Linked DNA regions of Homo sapiens: region 1 is linked to region 2. Evidence: chromatin loops called from intact Hi-C (ENCODE). Cell type or tissue: IMR-90. All regions are shown on one strand. Each heading gives the region's core, and the rest is flanking DNA. Links, peaks and the distances in the headings are about the cores only. Region 1 overlaps UNC5B (unc-5 netrin receptor B). Region 2 has its middle 13 kb from the start of LINC02622.

The links. Peaks named below come from ENCODE experiments on the same cell type or tissue, not always from the same donor. Only the 100,000 strongest peaks of a DNase experiment are listed, where the experiment ranks them.
Region 1: it touches region 2 in a loop (6-fold over the local background); 20 of 110 quality-filtered maps call a loop at or near these places.

What each region holds. Positions count from the first base shown.
Region 1 is chr10:71,268,368-71,273,733 of GRCh38, forward strand. All of the region lies in intron 1 of UNC5B (unc-5 netrin receptor B), which reads left to right. Among named protein-coding and RNA genes, the nearest start is that of SLC29A3, 48 kb to the right of the region's middle. RefSeq lists enhancers at 1,465-1,759, 1,635-2,356, 2,357-3,076. In IMR-90, for the core only: CTCF peaks have their summits at 190 (motif pointing left) and 2,117 (motif pointing right); DNase peaks (open chromatin) are centred at 204, 2,094 and 4,254; H3K27ac peaks cover 818 bases.
Region 2 is chr10:70,923,355-70,928,720 of GRCh38, forward strand. No RefSeq gene overlaps it. Among named protein-coding and RNA genes, the nearest start is that of LINC02622, 13 kb to the right of the region's middle. In IMR-90, for the core only: a CTCF peak has its summit at 2,500 (motif pointing right); no DNase peak of the experiment used is centred there; H3K27me3 peaks cover 2,478 bases.

The DNA of each region.
Region 1 (5,366 bases), core at 66-5,065, 340 kb after region 2:
GCCAAGATAGGAGTGACGCTGCAGCCACAGACTGTTTGTTTGCCCTTGCACAAGTCATTGCCCCTGTCTGGCCTCAGGGTCCCCAGCTGGAGATGAAGGGTCCCCAGCTGGAGGTGAAGGGTCCCCGACTGGAGGTGAAGGGCTTGGATGCAGTTTTGAAGGCCCCATAGCCCAGGATCTGAGCTGCCTCCTGGTGGTGGTGCTGACAGCAGGCAACAGGCAAGGACTGCAGCAGTTTTTCCACTTGGAAATGTGTTTGGCAGTTGCCTCCCCTTTGCGAGGAAGGGTTGTTCGGTTCTAGAGCGTGGCGCTGAGGGAGACGGGGGAAATTTGTGTGCCCTTGGTGCTCTAAGAACAGCCTTAACCCTGGGCTTTCAGGGCGGCATGGGGATGTAAGCACTGTCCTGTCTGGCCTCGTCCGGGCAGCCCCTAGACCCAAGACTGTACCAAGGCATTTTGGACTTTTCTGGGAGAAAGTGACAGGACACTGGGCATCTTCCTGCCCAGAACCCAAACACACAGCCAACTTGACAGCATTGCCAGCCTCACTCCCCGTGCCAGCTCTGCGTCCTTCAGCTCCTCCAGCAACCTGAAACGCGTGGCAGGAGCAGGCAGCCCAGCTGGCCCTCACCCGTCTGACACGTGTGACCGTGCGGGGGCTGGTGGGGGGAGACAGAGAGAGATGCCCAGCGTGTTCTGCTTATGATTCAAAAGTCCTCAGTCAATAGCCTTTAAGGGAAAGCATGGGATATGCAACTTACATGGTGAGACCAGATTTAGGTAACTAAATATTCATGCATCTAAAAAAGTCAGAGAGGATCAACATCCAGTGTAACTCAGCTGGGGTGGGAATGGGGCGGCTTTTATTTTCATCTTTTTTTTTTCTAGATTGTTTACAGTGAGGCTACTACCTTTGTAATCAGAATAAACCCAAACATCTGTTTTCAATTAAAAAAAAAGTTTAGAAAAATGAAGTCCCCCCCCCACAACTTCTCCTTTCCTGGGAGTCTGGTGCACAGTTTCTCTTTCTGGCTCTGCTGCTCAGGTGCTGTGTGATCTGGAGCCAGACCACACCCTCTCTGGTCTCCATCCTTGAGGGCAGTGATTAGATGGTCTGTGAAGTTCCATCAGTTAGTGGAGTCCTGCAGCATGGAATTTCCCAAGGGATGGGCTCCTGTAGCCCAGGTCAGCCCTCCTACCCGCTCCTGCTGCCCAAACCCCCTCTGACTGCTCCCTCCCCCTCCACCTGCCACCCCAGTGCTTGTCCTGTGTCCCCAGTGGGCCCATCTACACCGCAAACAAGATTCCCAGGCCCTCAAGGAACTTGCCTTCCAGAAAGGCAAGTTCCTTTCTGTCCAGAAACAGACAGCAAGCTTACAAACACATACACAAAGCAGGTCATTCCAGAGGGAGGTGAGCCTGCCAAGAGAAAAAAAAAGGCATTGGGGAGATAGCACAGGGAGGAAAGAGAATGGTGCATTTTCACTGGGTGGTCAGGGAAGGCCTCACTGGAGAGGTGGCATTTGAGTTGGGATCTCAATGACAAAGAGTCAGCCAAGAGAATATGTGTGTGTGGGAGGGGTTGGGGGAGGCGCTCCAAAACAAGAGACCAGCAGAGGCGCTGAGGCTAGAACAAGCAAGGCATGTCCCAGGAAAACACGCCTGGTGGGGCTTGGAGCACAGTGAAAGATAGGTGAGTTGGCCGGGTGCAGTGGCTCACGCCTGTAATCCCAGCACTTTGGGAAGCCAAGGCAGGTGGATCACCTGAGGTCAGGAGTTCGAGACCAGCCTGGGCAACATGGTGAAACCCCGTGTCTACTAAAGACACAAAAATTAGCTGGGCGTGGTGGTATGTGCCTGTAATCTCAGATACTTGGGAGGCTGATGCAGGAGAACCCAGGAGGCGGAGGTTGCAGTGAGCTGAGATCATGCCGCTGCACTCCAGCCTGGGTGACAGAATGAGACTCTGCGGAAGGGAGGGAGGGAGGGAGGGAGGGAGGGAGGGTGGGAGGCAGGGAGGGAGGGAGGGAAGACTGGTGAGTCCATGAAGTTAGAGGGTTCTGGGTAGCTTAGGACTTTCTCCAGGGTCACAGAGAAGCCGCAGGAGGCTGTACACCACTAGAGGGCAGGGTTTCTCTCTTATGAGATCACTCTGGTGTTAAGAGGAAAGTGGATTTTAGGGGCAAAAGGAAAGGTAGGGAGCCCAGAGAGAGGAAGGGTCCAGGCGGGAAGACCTGGGCTTGGAGACTGCAGCGGGTGGTGGGGGTGGTCGTGCAGTGTGAGGCACATCTTCCAGGTTCATCTAGCAGCACCAGGTCCCTCCAGCAGCACGGACTGGAAGTGGGGTGAAGGAAAGGGAGCCACCAGGCATCCTCCCAGATGGGACCTGAACAACTGGGTGCTTGGCGGAGTCTAAGATTGCAGCTCAAACTCACCCCATGCCAACCCTGGGTCAGGGAGAGGTGACCTATAAAATAGCAGGTCTGAGTCACAGGTGGGGAGCCTGCCATTGCCTTAGGGGGACAGCAGCATTAACAAAGGCCCACCCTGAGAAAGGCACTGTGGTCCCAGCCTGGGTGGGGCTCTCAGGGTGTCCCCAGAGATAGCTGTGGATGTAACCTGGCTGGGCATGTGTGTGTCTGAGGGGGCTTGCCACCTGTCACTGAGTGGGGGGCCAGGCTGGCCCCAGGCCTTACTCCTGGATCTCGGTTTGGGAGGGGCAGGTCCACAGAGCAAGGGAAGCCAAGTGCTGGAGTCAGGAAGCTGAGACCCCGTCCCCTCCAGCAAGCTAGGGAGCTCCTGAGAGGACAGAACAATAGCTGTCCCTGCTGGGTTTTGGTGGCTGTGACCTCGAACACGCCCTTTCACTCTTCTGCCTCGTTTTCGCATCTGTAAAATGGAACAGCTTCGCAGGGTCATTGTGTTGACAATAATGTGCGCTGTCTCGTTGGAACACACAGGATTTTCAGTGCCAGGTGGTGGGAATATGCTTATTATCTGCAGGAGCATGGATGAAAGGGCTTTGAGCTCCTTGTCTGGGAGAAGAAGGGGAAACAGAATATCCCCTCCTCAGGGCCCAGGCCTCCATCACAGTGACCCCATCGGACCTGAAACTTGGAAAAGGAACCAAAAATTAGCCCCAAGACTGAGCCAAAGGAACCCAAAGCCAGAGGAAGGGTCTGGAGGGAGGGCCTTGGGGGTGGAAGTCAGGGTGGCCAGTGACCCAGTGACTCTAGTGCCCTTTCCAGCTCTGTAAGCAGCGTGGCCCCCATAGCCAGGCCCGGGCTCATCCCAGCACTGCACCTGCCCTGGGGCCTCGACCCCAGCCTCCCATCCACTTCTTCACCTGCCTCACAGTCCTTCGAGGGAGACGTTTCACAGGAGCAGATGGACACCCCCTTCAGGATGCAGGCCCCTGCCCCAGCTGGCCACCTTGGCGAAGCCGCTTCCTGTGACAGCAGAGGAAGTGATGTCAGGGCACAGATGGGTGCAGAGGGTGTGGGAAGAGGGCTGCGTGAGGAGCCACCTTTGTTAGGAATGACTTGGCGTCCCCCGAGCCCGCCAGCCCCCATTTGTCATCGGTAACGGCCATTGTGACCGCCTCCGAGGGGGCCCCTGCCTGAACCCCACAGCCGCAAGGAGCCAGGGCCAGATGGAGGAAGAGCTTTGTGTCCAGGGAGGGGTCCTTCCATGTGAGGTTGTGTGTTTTTAAAACATAATAATAAATTGGCTCCTCTCCCCCAACTCTCCCCACTCCCCACTGAGCACATCAGCCACGCAGTGAATGGGAGAGATTTTCCATGCAGTGGGAGGTCAAGTCTGGGGAGAATTAGCCGGTGTCCAGGGGCTAGAGAAAGACTGTGATTGCTGATGATAAATGTGCCCAGCGTGGGGCGTTTCTCTGTCCTCACCTCCCGCCTGACTCCTCCCCTCCCTGTCCTGAGCCAGTCAGCCCTGGAGACACACAGCCCTGCATGGCTACAGATGCCCACCCCTGGTGGAAGCCTGGGGGTCCCAGGCCTGTGGACAAAAGCCAGCGGTGGGGGTTTCAAGGCCTTCCCTACCAGACCACAGCAGCCTCCCTCTGAGGTCTCCGCCCTGGGCAACAGGGCTGACCGGAAGTGGACCCGGCTGAGATGGATAGCAGGAATTTCCATCCCAGGCATGGGAATCACAGAGCCCAAGCCTTCACCCACAACCCTGCCGTGGCTGTGCTGTCTTTCTGGGCCCCCTGTCCCTCCTCAGTCCTGAATCAGCAACTGGGCTCTGGTCCAGCTTGGCTGTTAATTTGCTGTGTGGTGTTGCATTAGTCACTTCCCCTCTCTGATCCGGTAGAACGCGGGGCTCCAAGGGCTCCAGGCTCTCTGAACGTTGACTTTCTGTGTCTGGTCTACGTGGGCTCAGATGGTGCCAGGCCAAGGAAACAGTCTGTGGGGCTTCTGACCTCCCACACACAGTTCAGCTAGAGAACAGCTCCTGCCTGCTGCCACTCCCAGGCACATGCACTGCCTGTTTGTTTGTTTGTTTGTTTGTTTGTTTTGAGATGGAGTCTTGCTCCATTGCCCAGGCTGGAATGCAATAGTGAGATCTCACTCACTGCAACTTCCACCTCCCAGGTTTAAGCAATTCTTGTGCCTCAGCCCCCCGAGTAGCTGGGATTACAGGCATCCGCCACCACACCCAGCTAATTTTTGTATTTTTAGTAGAGACAGGCTTTCGCCATGTTATCCAGGCTTGTCTCGAACTCCTGACCTCAGGTGATCCGCCCGCCTTGGACTTCCAAAGTGCTGGGATTATAGGCGTGAGCCGCCGCGCCCGGCCCACAGTGCTTGTTAAGAAAGATATTTGCATCTGTTTTCTCAGTTGACCTTTCACAGCAATACCCCAAAGTTGACAGAGCAGGAACTGCTAGTCACTTCTTTATAGATGGGGAAACTGAGGCTCTGAGAGGTCAAACAACCTCCCAAGGTCTCACAGTGCTGGGTGAGGCTTGGAACCAGGACTGTTGGCTCTTGGGTCAGCCTGGGCCCAGGCTCAGAGTCATGGTAAGGGCCACAGCACTCCTCTGGCTTCCCCTAGGGATAGTGACAATCTCCCTCTCAGGAATGTTGGAGCCACCCCCTCCTCTGAGAAGACCCTCTGAGAGGTACAGTGTCTTTACATTTGTCCTGAAGTCATTCCTTCGCCTCCTGGGCCCTCACTCCTGCTCATCCAGGTGGGTCAGATTCTGACACCTCTTATACAAGCTTGTGTCTCCACAGCAGGCACTGCACAGGCCCAGCCCCTGGGAAGAAGCCTACAGACGGGCACAGGGCCTGCTGTCCGACAAGCTCCACTCCACTCCTAGACGGGCGCCCTGTTGCCCA
Region 2 (5,366 bases), core at 182-5,181:
GAGTGCAATGGCTTGATCTCGGCTCACCACAACCTTTGCCTCCTGGGTTCAAGAGATTCTCCAGCCTCAGCCCCCCGAGTAGCTGGGATTACAGGCATGGGCCACCATGCCCAGCTAATTTTGTATTTTTAGTAGAGACAGGGTTTCTCCATGTTGGTTAGGCTGGTCTTGAACTCCTGACCTCAGGTGATCCGCCTGCCTCAGCCTCCCAAAGTGCTGGGATTACAGGTGTGAGCCACCACGGCTGGCCAATTTTTCTTTTTAAGTATTAAAAAAGTGTTGATTGGGCTCTTCCAATGCTCTTGGTTGCTGCGAGGAGCCGCCTGCCATGTCATTCAGGCATAGCGTGTTTATGGAGCCAGGCTCTGTGCAGGATGCTGCATCTGCACCATCAGGACTCAGCCCCCTGGTCAGAGGACACATGCCCCCATGTGAATTAACTTTGTAGACTCCTCGGATGACAGCTGGCTGGGAACAGGTACATGAGGGGTTGAGGCAGAGTGACTCAGCACCCGGGGCTCTGTCAGGGATGGGTGCCAGTCCAGGCCAGGGCAGGGCTGGAGGTGACAAAGGCAGGCGGGGCCGATCTCACAGCCAGAGTGGGGCTTCCTGAAGCTCGTGGCCCTAGGTCTCTCATTGTACAGATGGGGAGACTGAGACCCAGAGGGCAGAAAGAACTTGGTCGAAGTCATGTGGAAAATTTGGGGGCTCGATCTCCACATTGACTTTATTTCCTACTTTTACCCACTCTTGCCAAGGACGTCAGGAAGCATTCTTCTGGGTTCCTTCAGTTTTCAGAAAGCTCCAGGCTTGGATTGGCCTCTGTGTCTTTGACCTGTGTTCTCAAGCTTGGAGGTCCTTGGGGTTCTGGGGAATGGATCCCCAGAGGAGCCCAGGACGCAGGATGGGCACTCTGGCTGCTGGAGCTGGCTCCCTGGCTTGTGGAGTTCGTTATGCACATCTCTTCCCAGCTCTGAGCTCAGGGACTCAGCTGGCACCTGAAATGGCTGCGGAGGGAGTATTTACACCACAGAAATTGGCTGATGCTACAACCCAGAGCTTTTCTCCTGAAGCTGGGAGTGGAACATTCAGCAGCACACCACTACCTGGGCCCCATCCACCTTCAACCCAGGCAGCTCCATGTCATCTGTTTTATGCATTGGGTCTGGGGAAGATTTCATTTGAGGGAGGGTTTAAAAAATTTTTAAAAAATCATTTATTTGTTTTAATCAATCCTGGGTATACCAAGTAAACCTATGCATTATGGACTAACCTGGGCTAACTTGTGTGTTTTGAACTGACCTCTGGGCTAGCAGGTATTCCAAGCCAACCCAGGTATTCTGGGGTACCGTGTGTCTCTGAGCTGGCTAAGTGTGTGGTTTGTATTGAAGCGTGAGTTCTAGGCTAGTCTGGGCTAAGCGATGTGTGATGAGATAACAGGCATATTCTGAGATAATCTGTGGGTTCTGGGCTCCCCTAGGAACTTGTTCCAGGTCCATCTGTAGACAAGGAACAAACTCCAGTCCCAATCCCCTCTTAGGACTTTAATGGTGGAGAGAGGCCCTCAGTTCTCCTTCTGATAAATGAGAACTAGAAGCTACCAAGAAACTTGGAGCTCCTTTGAAAGCGAGTGCCTGGGGTGGCTTGGAAGGTCCAGAGCCAGACTCCTCCTGGACTCCTGTGGGAGAGAGAAGACGCAACTGCTCCTGCCTGAGTCAGCAAGGCTGGGCTGGGTGCATGACCCACTGTGGGACCATTGTGGGCTCTGGGGAGGACGCCAGACAACAGGAGAGCTCTCTCCCTTTCTGAGTTTTCTTCCAGAAGGAAGGCAGGGACCTCATTAAGGACGTGGGTCTACCAAGTCAAGGATACATTTTGGAGTCACTGGTGCATATAATGAAACTTAGAGCTATGAAGTTAGACGGGCTTAGAGATGTTTGAGGCCTGCTACCCAGGACATTCGACTTTAGGAGCTCAAGGCTATAGGAGACAGGGGGAGCAGCCACAGGGCAGATCAAGGGGACAAGGCACAGGGGCAGGTGCCTGGAGCTCAAGAGAGATGAGGGCTGGGAGAGGTTCCAGGAGGCGGGGGCACAAGAGACTTAGAAAGGTGGAAAGGTAGCAAGTCTGGGCAGTGAAGTGTGGGCTGTTTCATAGAGGGCTCTGAGTATCAGCACAGGGAAGGGTTGCTCCATTCTATCAGCAATAGGGAGCCATCGAAGGTTGGTGAGCGGAAGACAGGCATGAAAGACATGGCAGGCCTGGGGGCCCACTTGGTGACTGCAAATAGGAGAGAGAGAGGGCTGGAGGTGGGGACTAGGCTGTGCCCAAGCTAGGGTCTCGACATTAATTTAGGTTTTGGGGTGATCTTGAACCTCAGTTTCCTTTTGTTTCAAGTGGGGTAAAAATTCTAACCCTGCCAAATGGGCCGTTTTGTGGCGGGGGCGCTGACGTGCTCCATCTTCTCTGGGCGCCACGACCTGCCATTCCGACTCTGGCCGCTGGGTGGCAGCCGGCCCCCAGCAGCCCCACCCTCAGCCCTGGGACTGGGTCAGGGGGACTTTCCTGCGCGGTGACCGGGCTCAGGACCACCCCCATCCCAGCCTACAGTTTTCAGGAGGAGCCTTCGCTCCTTACCATCCCACCAGCTCCTGTCCACTTGGAGGCTCCAGGGGCCTCGAGGCCATGAATGAGAACTCACTGTCCACACTGCCCGTCCACACTGCCCGCGTGGGGCCTTTCTCTGGGGCAGCTCTGTGCCAGGCATGGGGCATAGGGGACGTTCTTCATAGGGATGCCAGATTTAGCAAATAAATGCAATACTTGGGATATAATTGTACTAAAAATTATTCATCATTAATCTGAAATTCAAATTTATCTGGCAACTCAGCCCCTATGCCACTGGCCCCCATCGGAGGAGGCCAATCACTCGCACATCCACCCTGAGCACAAGGTGCCTGCCAGCCCGGGCTGTCAGGCCGAGGACTGGCAGAGAGGGAGCTGGCACAGCTCTGCGGGGACCAGCCTCTGCTCACGTCAGCTCCCTGGATGCTGTCCACCTGCCCGTCTACCCGTCTGACTCCCCTCTCAGGACTGGCTGGGCTCTGAGGATGCAGAGACCACCGCCACTGTCCTCACGTTCTCTTGGGCTCTATTTCCATCCTTCCAGTTCCCAGCCATCCGGCGTCTCTGCAAGGCCTTTGTGAGTCTGGTGTGGAGCCAGACGGAACCCACAGCTCCTGCCTGCTCTGGGGGCCCTGCCCTTGGCTCAGCCTCTGTGGTGCACTCTGCCTGGGCTCATGCACTCCTCTCACCACCCCTCAACTGGACCAGGGTAGCCAGAGGGCTGCCTGGGTGGCTCAGTGTCCCTGGGAGCATTGGCAGTGAGCCTTCATCAGGATAGTCACGTGCCTGAGCAGGACTGGGGAGGGCAGGGAAAGGAAATGGGGAGGCAGGAGCTGGATTCTGGGGCACTGAAAATCAGCGGGGAAGAGGAGAGATCTTTCTAGCACATGGAGACATCATCTGTCTCTCTCCTCACCTTCTCGGAAAATATGAGGCTCTGAATCCAGAAGTCTGGCTCTGGGACGCTTCCAGAGACCAGCTGGCCTCGCCTCCTGCTGGATGCTAGATGTGGAAACTGAGTCCCAGAGACAGTTAGCAAGCAACCCAAGTGTTGTCCGGCTCCCTGTCTGAGCTTGGTCCCTGCCTCCTCCAGGCTGGCATCCGCCTCTGGCTCTTGGGCTTTATGAGGCACTTTCTGTCCCTCAGGGTCCCCAGCAGACCATCTGCAGTGATGCAGGCCCGGTCCGGAAGACGTGGCCTCATCCACTGTCTTCACTAGGAAGAAGATTCATGAGGCAGGTGAGTTGGTTTAAAGGAACCTGCAGTCTTTTTATCACCTTGATGGCTACGACGGATTTTGTTTCAGGGAGTATCTGTAAGACTTTAATTAAATCAGGAACTCAGGCCCGGCCAGCTTCCCTGCTGCTTATCAGCTTCTTAAGGCCGTGATTCATTACCCAGGATTATTATTTTTCATCCCTGAAATAATCTTTAAAGGCCTTCTATCAGGGAGATTAAAGCCATAAGTCATACACGCCCACGTGCATGCTTTGTTTTCTCTGCACATGGGTGGTGTAGAGCCACCCAGAGGACTGGGCCATGGTGCTGCCCCAGCCTCCTGGGCTCCTGCTGGGCCCTCTGCTGCCAGGACCAGGAGTGGGGGGAGTATCTGGTTGGCATGACTCTCTGGCTGGGCAGAGGTTCGGCCGTCGTTGTGGGTGCTGAGGTAGCCTAGGCAGGTGGGGAGTGGGTGAGAATGGAACTCCCTGCTTTATGATTTTTCTCCTTCTTTCATTTAACAAATGTTCATTGGCCCCCTGGGCCACTTCCTGTTCTGGGTGCTGGGCAGAGCAAGACAGATGACACGCCTTTTGGGGATACGGACAAGTAAGTGAGCGATGACACCACATTTATTTCTTACTCTGCCTCCAAGCCTCTTTATCTCTTTGCCTTGACTCTCTCTCCCTGTCTTTCTCTCAAATCACAGAAGCAAGGCTTTCTTTTCCAACGGGAGGTAGGATTGCTTACTGGAGGTAGTGGCTTTTGATCTCATGTTGAATTATTCACTGTGAATCTCCCCTGAGCCAGTTTCAGGGGCAGCACGGTCTCAGTCTCGATCCCTAGGCCCTTAAGAATTAACAAAGCCTCCAGCTCAGCCTCTAATGGGGACAAAGGTAACTGGGGGTTTAGAGAGAGGAGGGTGGGCTGCCTGGAGGAGGTGGCTGTGGGGACTTGGAGGTTGGACTGCAAAGAACTTGAACCTAGAGCACGACCTTCCCTTCTCTGGTTGCAGAAGGCTCCAAGTGGATCCTAAACCCTAGGGCTCAAGTGCCTGCCTCGCCTCTTTTTGAGGTAAAATATGCACTGCTGAGGTTCAGCCCTTGATAGGCGCTCCCACGTGTTGGAGCCCTGTGCTCACTGTCAGGCCATTAAGCTGCTAGTCACACGGCCAGATTCCATGGCTTTGGAAATGTTACTGTATTTGTGCAATGTTGTTTTGAGTCATAGTTGCTCGCAGGGTCGGCGGGCTGCCCCTGATTGTGGCTGCTGTGTTTGGGGAGGGGAGCAGGAGATGGAGCTGGGGAAAGCCTCCTATGAAGTCCCAGGGGACTCAAGAGTCCCACCGCACCTGCTAGACAGTGGGGCAGGAGTAGCCACAGGCACTCGTTTGCATGAGCTGACCTTTGAGGAAAGTGTGTATGGGAAGAAGAAATCCCAAGCATGGTTGTGGGTGGACAGAGATAGGGTGAGGGGTCTAGGGAGCTGGGGACCTGAGATGAGAGTCGGCCCCTTCCCCCCAG